Linked DNA regions of Mus musculus: region 2 is linked to region 1. A link is a loop called in an ENCODE intact Hi-C map of the cell type or tissue named here. Cell type or tissue: heart. All regions are shown on one strand. Links, peaks and the distances in the headings refer to the core of each region. The heading gives the core; the rest is flanking DNA.

Region 1 (5,382 bases), core at 206-5,205:
TGGTTATTTTAACAGCGTAGGCAGCAGCTTTGGTTGCTTTTCTTTATTCCTTATTACTCAGCAATTCTCACTGCATCCTCTGTAAGTTTTTTCTGTTTCCCAAGAGAGACCGAGAACAGCTTAAGAATGCTTAACATGTCTCCTTTATCACAGAGCTTTTTACAGTGCTCTTTTAGTTAGACTATAGCTGGATTGGGCCAGGGAGATGGCAAGGGAGTGCAAGAAACCACCTGCTGCAAGAGAGTGTCAATTGGGGGTTGAGGTGCATTATGGGCAGTGAACATGGAGAGAGAGGCCCTGCCTCAGCAGAGCCCAGGGCGATAGCCCACTCCTGAAAGCTGTCCTGCCTCCACCATCATGGCCTCTACCTGTCCACATGCACAGATACATGCACAAAAAAAAAAGGGGGGATTTAAAAAAGAAAGCAATGGGACTGATTTGAATAGGAATTCTTATAGTTACATAGATAGGAAATCTAATTAATTCTTTCATGTAACACTATAGTTGTTTATTAAATACAATAATTAGAAAAAGGCAGTGACAGACACATCTAGGTCAAAATCAAACATTTAAAATATCAAAATGTTAGTTTCTTTGTAAAGTGATAGTTTTGGACAACTGCTAAATTGGGGAGAGGACTTCAAGGATCATTTTATCCTTTTTCATTCAAGGATAAAAGAATGAGTTTTTATGTCATAAACCATGTGACATTCGTGATTTATCTCTTCTTGCATTGTTATAACATCGTAGCAATGACTCTTGCATTGTAAATTACTTACTAGGCTGAGGAGAAAGTCAATATATTGAAGTTCCAGTATCTAAAATTACATGTTTTTATTTTTAAACTCCCACCTTTTCTGCTTTCAGTTACAAAAACCTCTTTTGGCATTTACCTACCATTCTTTGACAGCCATAATCAGGTAAAAGCAGCTTACATATATGATTAAATATGCTGAGAAGTGATAGTGGGAAGATAATAAAAATCTTTATTTTCCACAATTAAGTCAGTACTTGGAGAATTGCCTTCAGAGAACGATCACTCTCCAGGGAGGAGTAGCATGCAGCTCCCTGCTGTGGAATGAGTGTGTCCCTTCCTCCCACTAACCCTCAGTGTGTAGGCACTTGGAGTGGAGGCCTTGGCAGGCTGATTGGGTTACAGGAGTAGAGTCCTCATGATGAGATCTGTGTCCTTACAGGAGGTAGGTGAGATCTTGCTTCTTGCTCAAGTGAGAATACAGCAAGGAGGCTTCCAACCATCTGTAAGCATTAGGAACAGACAACTCACTAGCAGCCAGATTGGTTGATTCTTGAGTTGGGTCTTCTGAGATTCTAGAAATGTGATAAATATGTTTCTGTTCTTTAAACAACTCAGCCTACGCTACTTTCTTATACAAGGCTGAATTAAGACGTCTATTACCAGTCTATCCATGGCTGCTCATGTACCCAGCATGTCCATATTGAATGTCCCAGGCAACAGAGAGAAGAGCTTCAAGCTACTTATGCAGAAGGTGCATATTGAAGTGGCTTGTTGTTTTTGACTGTGGAATATCATTCCATTGTATTGAATATGTAATCAATTTTCCTGCTGGTAAACATTCAATCTACTTGCCATTTTTAGCTATTATAAACAAACTTGCTATTTATGACTTTCTTATAGAATATTTCATAAACATGTATTTTCATTTTCCTCACCTAGGCGAACAGCTCCCTATGGAAACTCCCTAAGAAGCACAGCATCTGGCTCTGAAGAGCTTGTACTAGCCATACTGAAGGGCCGACAGTTCAGCTCCTAGCTGACATTTCCCATAGCTACCATTTTACTCTATCTACTAGAAGTATGCGCTGCTTCGATATGCTGTTCATTTTTATATCTCTTCCTGTGGTGGAACCTGAGGGAGTGGAGCGGAGGAACGAGGCAGACTAACGCCGCATGCAATAGCCAACTTTATTCAGAGCATCAGACAGTGTATACCCTGAGTGCTAAGAAAGGTCACTTGAGTATATAAGAAGGACAAGGTGCACGCGGCAAAAACATGTTTGTTTGTTTGTTTCCCATAGAGGCAAATAAATGGATAATAGCCAGTTGTACAAAAACTCGGACGTAAACTCACTCCTATCTACTACACCTGGGAGGTGCATGAAAACATTCCAAGAACAATGACAAAACTCCCAAAATCTCATAAGGAAAACAAAACAAAACAAAATAAACAAACAAAAAACCACTACTAGGTCCTACCAAGATCTCATTTGGCCGGTTCAGCAGTTTAGAAAGCACAGCAGCTTTATCTAAGGACTTAGGAGGACTTGAACGACATTTTGGAGAACCTGCTGACTATGTTTTTAAAGAAGAAAAACTCCTGTGGGGGATAATGCCATACACTGGAAAGGTTTTTCTGTCTTGGGTTTTTTCAAATCCTAGCTACAAAAAAGGGCAAAAGCAGGGAAGTCATTTTTCGATCCAGTGTCAAGAGACTCGGAACGGACCTTCCTTCCCTGCTAGGATGAGAGCGGTTGAGATTTTCGGTCAGCGACGCACAAAAGCTACGCCTTTTCTCAAAGCTAAAGCTTTTGAAAAATCTCACTAGAGAAACCAGAGCAGAGACAACCCCCCGCCGGCCACGCCCCCTCACTCCCTCCAATCACAGCAGGAACGGCGCTCGCGCTCTAGAGCTCCCGACCAATTAGCTGCGTCGGAGCGGGCCGATGAGGGCGGGGCGTCCGTTTCCACAGAAACCGCAGGCCGGTTACTAGCAACGTTGAGCTCCAAGGTGGACGCGCTCAGGCCGCCGCTGCCTGTTCTGGTGACTCGTCAGCTTCTCTCCCCGCGCTCCCTGCCCTTCCCTCTGGCCTCCTACTCTCTCTGCACTCTCCGCCTGCTGCAGTGACCCAGGGCCGGGCAGGCCTCAGAGAGGCCTCCGGCCATTGTAGGTAGTGGCGGCGGCGGGGGATGACGTCAGGGCGACGGGCGGACGGGCGGGCGGGCGCGAGTCTGGGGTGGGCTCTGAGGGCGGGCCGCGCGTGACCCTAGGCACCCGGAAGTGAAACCCGTGGTGCCCACCCCTCCTGAACAGTATGTGTTTGGTGCTCAGGTCCTCACTGTCACCCAGAGGAAAGCGGACATTGTGCCCCTGCTTCCCGCGGTGTGGTCTCGGGGCGCCGGGGAGAAGTTAGCGGGGGATAGGGTCCCTGCAGAGCGAGGGTCCGGGTTTGGGGGTGTTTCCGACATAGTGTTTTCCTAATCTTGAGCTCACCCGATGCCAGTCCAGTTCTTGACGTACCCCGAGTCATGTCCCCTGTCTCTGGCACTGAATATGTCAGTTGAGTAACCTTAACCTAACGGTGGCTGCTATTGGTGACCCTAAAGACCAAGTTTCTCTGTCACGCCATGGCTTACAAGGGTGTCAAATGTTTGAGGGTACGAGTGCCTCTGGTTTAGGTAAAGGATCAAACTGTAGAAATCGTGCCTGTTTGTAAGCTTTACTTCATACCTTTGATTAATGGTGAGACCGGCCATATTTGTAATTTTTAATAGCAAAGTATTATTATTGCTGTTTTCTGCTAATTCTACAACTGGTGTATATTAATAGTTTTAGTCTTTGCTTTTCGAGCGTCTCAAGATCTGAGCAGATAGCCTCATTTATTCGTCACTTTTGTTAACTCCATACAGACAAATGGGAGTCAGGATGAGTATAGAAACGATCCGTTGCAGGCCACTGATGCCCCCAACCCCCACCCTCTGGTTTAGTAGTTCTCCATTTATGACTGCTTCAGCAATGACTTTCTACAAAGAACAGATAGGTCTTCAAGGTTGTTCTGTAAAATCAGTTCTGATCAACTCAGGCTTGTAAGTAAATTTAAGGTAGGTTGGTTAATTCAGGATAATTACTTTAAAAAGGAGAAAGTGGAAAAAACGTGAAGATTGCTGAGCTGCCCCGCAGAGTGGGCCAGATGGCATCTAAGTTTAAAGGTGGGATAAAGTAAGATGAGTCCAGGGATTCTACTTCTTGCTCAGTGTGTCACCGTGACTCTAAACCACCCCTGTTGCTGTCCTTGATGGTCATCCGTGGTCCTAACATCTGCAGTATCCTGGGATCTTTAACCAGTGGCCTCTTCTGTCCTTTCATTGTACCAGTCCTCAGTTTCTTTCCGTGACACTTGCAATCCTTGTGTATCCACTGCATTTCTCCAATAACATCTCCTGGGCTTTCCTTAGAAACCCTTGCCTAATCATTCCAAGCCTCGGTTTGTATTCATTGCCTCTTCAGTCCTGAGGCCTGCACTACGATGGGGGGCTGCTCTGTCATCGGTGGCTTTCTGACCTCTATGCTGGTCTCCAGTCCTGTCATACGGTGTCAACCCTCAGCTGCTCTCCGTGGTCCCTTTACTCCTTGAAAACCAGAGCCATGTGGAAAACTCCTAACACATTACTAAGTTTAGCTACCACTTAAGGTACAGCCTTGGCCTCCCTGAACCACCGCTTCCCAGAAGAGTTCACCTCAGCAGTGCTGGTCACTTATTAATTATAACTACTTTTGCAGCTCAGGCCAACCAGCATCCATTGTAAAGCAAAGATTTTGTTTCAGTGCTGCTGGTTTCCTGTTGACTCTTCAGCCCCAGCTGACCAGAAGCCACAGATTCTTATTCAATTAACCTCTCTGAATCATAAATGTCACCCTGTTCCCTCACTCACACCCAATCATTTTGATAGCTTTTATTTAGAAATCTGTTTTCCTGCTTTGGTCATTTTTGCTTATCTATTTCTAAGTTTCACTTTTTTTTTTCCATAGTGGAGTCTAAAATGCTATGCAATTATCTCTTTGGTAAGTTTTGACTAGTTTCCAGAATACAGAGAAAAAGCATCTTTCTTACATCTACTTTCTGTTTCTTGCTGAGTATTTGAATTTTTGGATGTTATTTTAATAGAATTTGCATGCTGTTGTTTGAAGTCACATGATTTTGATTTTCAGGGATTGGTGTTTAGCAAACAAACACTTATGGAATTCTATGCTTTCTCGTCAGGGAGAGTAGTTTTTAACCAACATTTGCCTAAACTAGTCTAGGTGCTATGATCTTTTCTAATGCTATTGTTCATGAGCATCCATCCCTTAACACACTTACTGATCAAAATGGAACACAATACTGTGGTTATAGCTACATCTGCAATGCCATTATCACCCTTGACAGGTTAAAAAAAATCATAATACTGATGGTGACGAATTTGCTCAGACTTGTGTAGGATGGGTCACTAACAAGTTGTACAGAAATGCAATGTTTGTCAGTTAGCCATGCCTTGCACATAACTGAAAACTTGGGCAGAACACTCAGTTTCTATTAGAAAAAAATGCCTTTAGTGAACTGAAATGAGAGTATATTTTATAAAGA
Region 2 (5,382 bases), core at 180-5,179, 92 kb before region 1:
AACATATGACAAGAGTAACTTCTGGGCTTACAAATACTTAAAAGGTTTGTTTGTAAGACAAGGGACTATGGATATTGTTAATATGTTTTGATGAGTTTTCCCTTTAAGGGGGCATTGCAGTCATGTTGTCTAACATGCTCCCCAGATGTGGAAGGGGGAACAAACTGATAGATGTTTCTAGATCTTGAAAGCCCTGAGTACAAAACAACTTCGCTCTTAAGCAAGGATCTGGTATCTAATGGAAGGGAAGCTCAGAAAAGACAAGCAGGAAATATAGACAATGCGGGGTTGGAATGATGCCGCTGGCTGAGATTTGAAAAAATCAAAGCAACATGTGCTCATGTCAGCAAAGTGACTCTGGGATGTGATCTGTGTGACCTAGAGATACAGGCAGAAATGCCTGGCAGGCTGTGCCTGGCAGTGACTTACCAAGTAGGAAACTCAGTTAACAGAACCACTTGTAAGAAAAATTGGTCATTTTGTAGAAACATAAAGAGTGTCTTGGAGATCAAAAAATGAGACAGAAAACTAGTATTTTAAAAGCAATTCCAGGAAAGTTTGGTTGCATTTTGGAATCGTTTTGGTGATACAAAGTCAGAAGATGCATACCTCACTGCTTGGGGTTTTCCTTTGGATAAGTAGAACTTCTCGTCGTTGTTGTATTCATTAAACACTCCCCATCGGAAGTGAGCCCACTCATGGACAAAGGTCCTGTCTGGGAGACAAAAGTCAAAGAGCTGAAGATAATAAACGGGAAATAGCCCCACACAAGAAAGAACCTTCCTCTAAATGCTTATTTTGCTTTGCTACATTATAGTTTCTAAATAATAAAATTGGAAGCTTGATTTCCTGAGGGTGACCTAACATGACAAGTACACAGTTCTGTACAATACACATATCTGTTTTGACTTATCATGTGTCCCTGGCATGATCTGTGAGAGCGAGGGAATTATTCATACCCTGGTCAGGCAGCTGACCTACAACACACTGCTTGGTCTTGTTGAGGACATGCAGGATCAAAGAACTGCCTTGCAGCACAAGGGTTAATTACAACTCCTTAGAACAGCTTGTGGGTGCCTGAGCACTTCACCTTGGCCTGCTCCCTGCTCTTCACCTTGGGCTCTATCATCACAGCAAATTTCTCAGGATTTTGCTGTAGGCCAGTCAGACTCTCTACGCCTCTGGCTCTTCTTTTCACAGGCTTTTTCTTGCTGGCGTCTCTCACTGTCTCTACAGTGGTAATTACTGTTCTTCTCTCAAAACCAAGCTTCTATCTAGGACTGGTGGCCAGGGTCTGTAATCCCAGCTATACAAGAGGCTAAAGTAGAAGGATCATTATTAGTTTAAGGCTAGACTTAGCAACTCTTTGAGATTCCGTCTCCAAAGCATTAGGGGAAAAAATTCAGCCTTGATTCATTCAACTGACATCCTAACATGCTCAGATCAGACTAGGCACTCCTTCTTTGCAGTTCCATTATACCCCATTATTTGATGCTTTGCATCTTATGCTGTCATCGAAGCTTATCTCTGTGAAGAGAGGCAATACAATTTATCTCCTGTCATATCTGGGCACATCATATCTAGAGATTATTAGGCACACATTATGTATGTTATATTTGAGTGACTCTTAGTGACTTACATGTATCTTTTTTTTCTTTTTTTTATTACATAATTTCCTCAATTACATTTCCAATGCTATCCCAAAAGTCCCCCATACCCTCCCCCCCTACTTCCCTACCCACCCATTCCCATATTTTTGGCCCTGGTGGTGTTCCCCTGTACTGGGGTATATAAAGTTTGCGTGTCCAATGGGCCTCTCTTTCCAGTGATGGCTGACTAGGCCATCTTTTGATACATATGCAGCTAGAGTCAAGAGCTCCGGGGTACTGGTTAGTTCATAATGTGACTTACATGTATCTTACTGTTTGAATTATAACTCAAGGTGGGCTGAGTTTAGATATCTAGGTGAGAGGACGACTCGGAGGCTCAACTCCGATCTCCTGCTATGCTCCTAGGTTTTGCACTGAAATTTCCTTCAAGTTCTGAAAAGGGAACGACTGTCTGATAAAGGTAATGGAAGTCTTTGAGGGCAAAGGACTGGGGTTATGGTATATAAAGGAATCATTTAAGGGAATGGTATGATACCCAGCTGTGGTGGCTAGAGTGAGGTCAGGACGGAAAAGCACAGTTAGATCAATTAACTCAACACATACTTATTGAATCATAGGTCAGGAATCTTCTGTTCTAGTTATAAAAATGAAATGGAATATTATAGAACAAAGAGACATGGTTCAGACCATTCTAATCAGTGATAATAATTTTGGGGTTGGGCACACAGAACCAGGACCTGCCTTTTCCTCATTCTGGAGCAGTCTAATCTTTTTTAGCCATTATTCTTTCAACACTAGTAATTCAGTGACTAACCACATTTGTGTGTATATATAAAGCACATATGTGGATTTTGAATACTTCTTTTGAAAATTGCTCTATATAGCTCATATTGACATGATAGTTTATTTTTGTAAGAATTGAACTTAAGGGTCTCCCTGTGCAGTTCAGGTTGATCTCATTCTCAGGATCCTTCTGCCTCAGCTGTATTAGGATGACTGGTGTGTACCACCACCACCACCACCACCACCACCACCACCACCACCCATCCTGCACACACACAGAGGGAGAGAGGGAGAGAGGGAGAGAGGGAGAGAGGGAGAGAGGGAGAGAGGGAGAGAGAGGGAAGAGAGGGAAGAGAGGGAAGAGAAGGAGAGAGGGAGGGAGAGAGAGGGAGAGATGGAAGAGAGGGAGGGAGGGAGGGAGGGAGGGAGGGAGAGAGAGAGAGAGAGAGAGAGAGAGAGAGAGAGGCACACACACACACAGAGGGAGAAACAAAGACAAGCTTTGGGATCTAACCACAAGGTGACTCTGCCTGCTCTGCAGAGACTGGCGTACAGTGCAGCACAATCTGGAAACTTGTTAAGAAGTGAAGAACCTGAGCCTCTCCTGAATTTTATGAAAGCAGGAATCAAATCCTGCTGAATCAGGAACTCAGATCCGGTGAGCCCAAGCACACTGTCGCCATCTGGTGGCTATCATATGAACTGCAGGAAGTCAATCTAATTTAGTCAGGTGAGGCCCATAGATCAATCCATAGAAGTCTAATGCTTCAGGCCAAACAGTTTTACTGCAATTGCCTGGCACTATAGTATTTCATAAATCCAAAATTCAGGCACACAAACAAATGTTAAATTATAGTTCAGAAATACATGTCTCTGATTCTTTGCTTTAAATGAAAAGCTATGTTTAATTTCTAGTTTGTCATCTTCAGGCTTGCTTAGAAAGAGAATACAGTATTTAAATACAGTTGATGTGCTGACTCCATACCTTGTGGCCCATACTGAGTCAGCTTCTTTCCTGCTAAGAAGTCAGGAGTCAGGTGAATCCTGATCCCCTTTTCTCCACATGCTCCTATATGTTCGGTGTAGGGCTCATCATTGCCTAGAGGGCTGGTTGTTGATACAAGGACATCAGCCTGAAATACAATAAAATATGATCATACCATTTCAGCAAACAAATTGGCCTTACTCACAATTGGCAGATTTTGCCACAATTTCATTTCGTTCTTCACTATTTCCCCTAAAACAACCAACCAACCAACCAACCAACCAACCAACCAACTGAACAACCAAGCAACTGAGCAATTGACCAAACAAACAAACACACACACAACTGATCAACTAACGAAATGACCAACCAACCAAACCACCAATCAACCAAATCACCAACCAACCAAACAACCAACCAAACAACCAACTGAACAACCAACAGAACAACCAAACAACCAAATGACCAACCAAACAAGCCAGCAACCAACAAACCAAACAACAGACCAAACAAACAACCAGTAGATCACAGAAGATGTAATAGATGTAAAAAAAAAAAAAAACAACTTGTTCTCACGTTTTTGAAGGTTTCAAGTTTTGGCCTCGTATATTCAGGCTTTGCCTTCCAGCTCTCGGGAATCAAAATGGCAACATTTTTGAAGTAAAATCTTTTTCCTGTAGCTTCAAACAGGTATGGAGAGGCCTGAGTCACCATGTCCTGAGAGGAAAGAACACGCTTAACAACATCACTGAGGACAGATTGAGTTACGATGAATCATTTCAAGATGCATCTGTATTTTCCTTTCAAAAGCCTAGCTAGGCAGGGGACATGGCTTCCTTAATAACAGCAAGCAATCTTTCTGAGTGTTGATCACACCACAGAGCAATGGTGAGCAACACAGACTCTGAAGGCAGATGCTAATCCTGGCTTAAGCTCTTGAGAGCATTAGACACTTTCCAGTTATAAGCTCGGATTTCACCACTTATAGCCTGGGAAATGTCATGACTACTTCACAAACGACATCACACAAGTGACCCTAGGAAGAATGCTTTCTTAGCACTAGTTCTTACTGTCATCTGGTGCCTTCATTGCATTTGATCCTTTGGCCATAAATAAAACTTAGAGAAACTGAGAACTGGGGATATAATTCTCCAAGCCTTAGCACACAATCAATGGTGGAGAGAATATGAGACCTTTACCTGCTGAATCTCATAACAGTTAAGGCAAATCGAATGTTACATGTTAAAGTAACATTCATTTTAGTATAGTATTAAGAGTTAGACTTAAGGAAACAGCATCATTACGTATTTGCAAATTGTGCATAGCTATATTTCTCAGAAATGAAGGAACACCAGTAGCAGGTGCCCCTGCAGGCTCATTGTGACCAGTGTACAGATGATGCTGTAGAAAGAAGGCATTGTGCCAGCCAGGATTGAGACTTAGCATTGACAAGAAAAGAAAAGAACCCTGGTGCTCTGAGATGGCCAGGGGATGAGCCTCAATGCAAAGAAAGGAGAACAGAAGTGACAGGATTAAGGCCAGGAAGTGTCTCTTGCCATGTGCGAGACTGGGTGAGGCAAGTCTGCAGAATGGAGACAGCAGTGTTGTGGGGAGTGGAGTCAGGATAGCAAGAGGCGAGAAACTGGAGTCCGTGACCACAGATGCCAGGTTAAGAAATGCTCATTTAAGTTAAAATGGAATGGGGACATAGGCATGAGGTCTGTCTGTTCGAACAGGAACTATTCCATTATGTAGCTGCTACTGGGAAAAAAATAACAGAAAAACGGGGTCCCTGCAGGAGCAGAGTCCTGGCTGCCGCAAACCTCATGTGGATACTGTGTTCAGTGGAAGAAGGCATGGAGGAGGACTGCCTATCTTGGTTTGGGGAGGTAATACTCAACTACCGATGCAAATCTGAGTCTTGCTCCTGCCCTTCTCCGTGGCTAAATTTGGGGAATTTATTCATGTTCTCCATGCCTACCCTCCCCCTCCATTTCAAATAAT

The links. Hi-C counts contacts between places; a loop is a spot of excess contacts. Peaks named below come from ENCODE experiments on the same cell type or tissue, not always from the same donor. Only the 100,000 strongest peaks of a DNase experiment are listed, where the experiment ranks them.
Region 2: a loop joins it to region 1, with 2.4 times the contacts of the local background. A loop is called at or near these places in 3 of 42 quality-filtered maps.

Annotation. Positions count from the first base shown.
Region 1 is chr3:145,115,859-145,121,240 of GRCm38, forward strand. It overlaps Odf2l (outer dense fiber of sperm tails 2-like), which reads left to right and starts at 2,731. Exons shown (of 17, transcript NM_001162538.1): 1 at 2,731-2,924. Gm40163 (a long non-coding RNA gene) reads right to left here and starts at 2,555. Exons shown (of 2, transcript XR_867692.2): 1 at 2,485-2,555; 2 at 964-1,257. In heart, for the core only: no CTCF peak of the experiment used is centred there; a DNase peak (open chromatin) is centred at 2,703; H3K4me3 peaks cover 1,900 bases; H3K27ac peaks cover 1,877 bases.
Region 2 is chr3:145,023,917-145,029,298 of GRCm38, forward strand. Clca1 (chloride channel accessory 1) reads right to left here. Exons shown (of 14, transcript NM_017474.2): 2 at 3,955-4,095; 3 at 3,379-3,526; 4 at 610-715. Among named protein-coding and RNA genes, the nearest start is that of Clca1, 6.2 kb to the right of the region's middle. In heart, for the core only: a CTCF peak has its summit at 3,078 (motif pointing left); no DNase peak of the experiment used is centred there.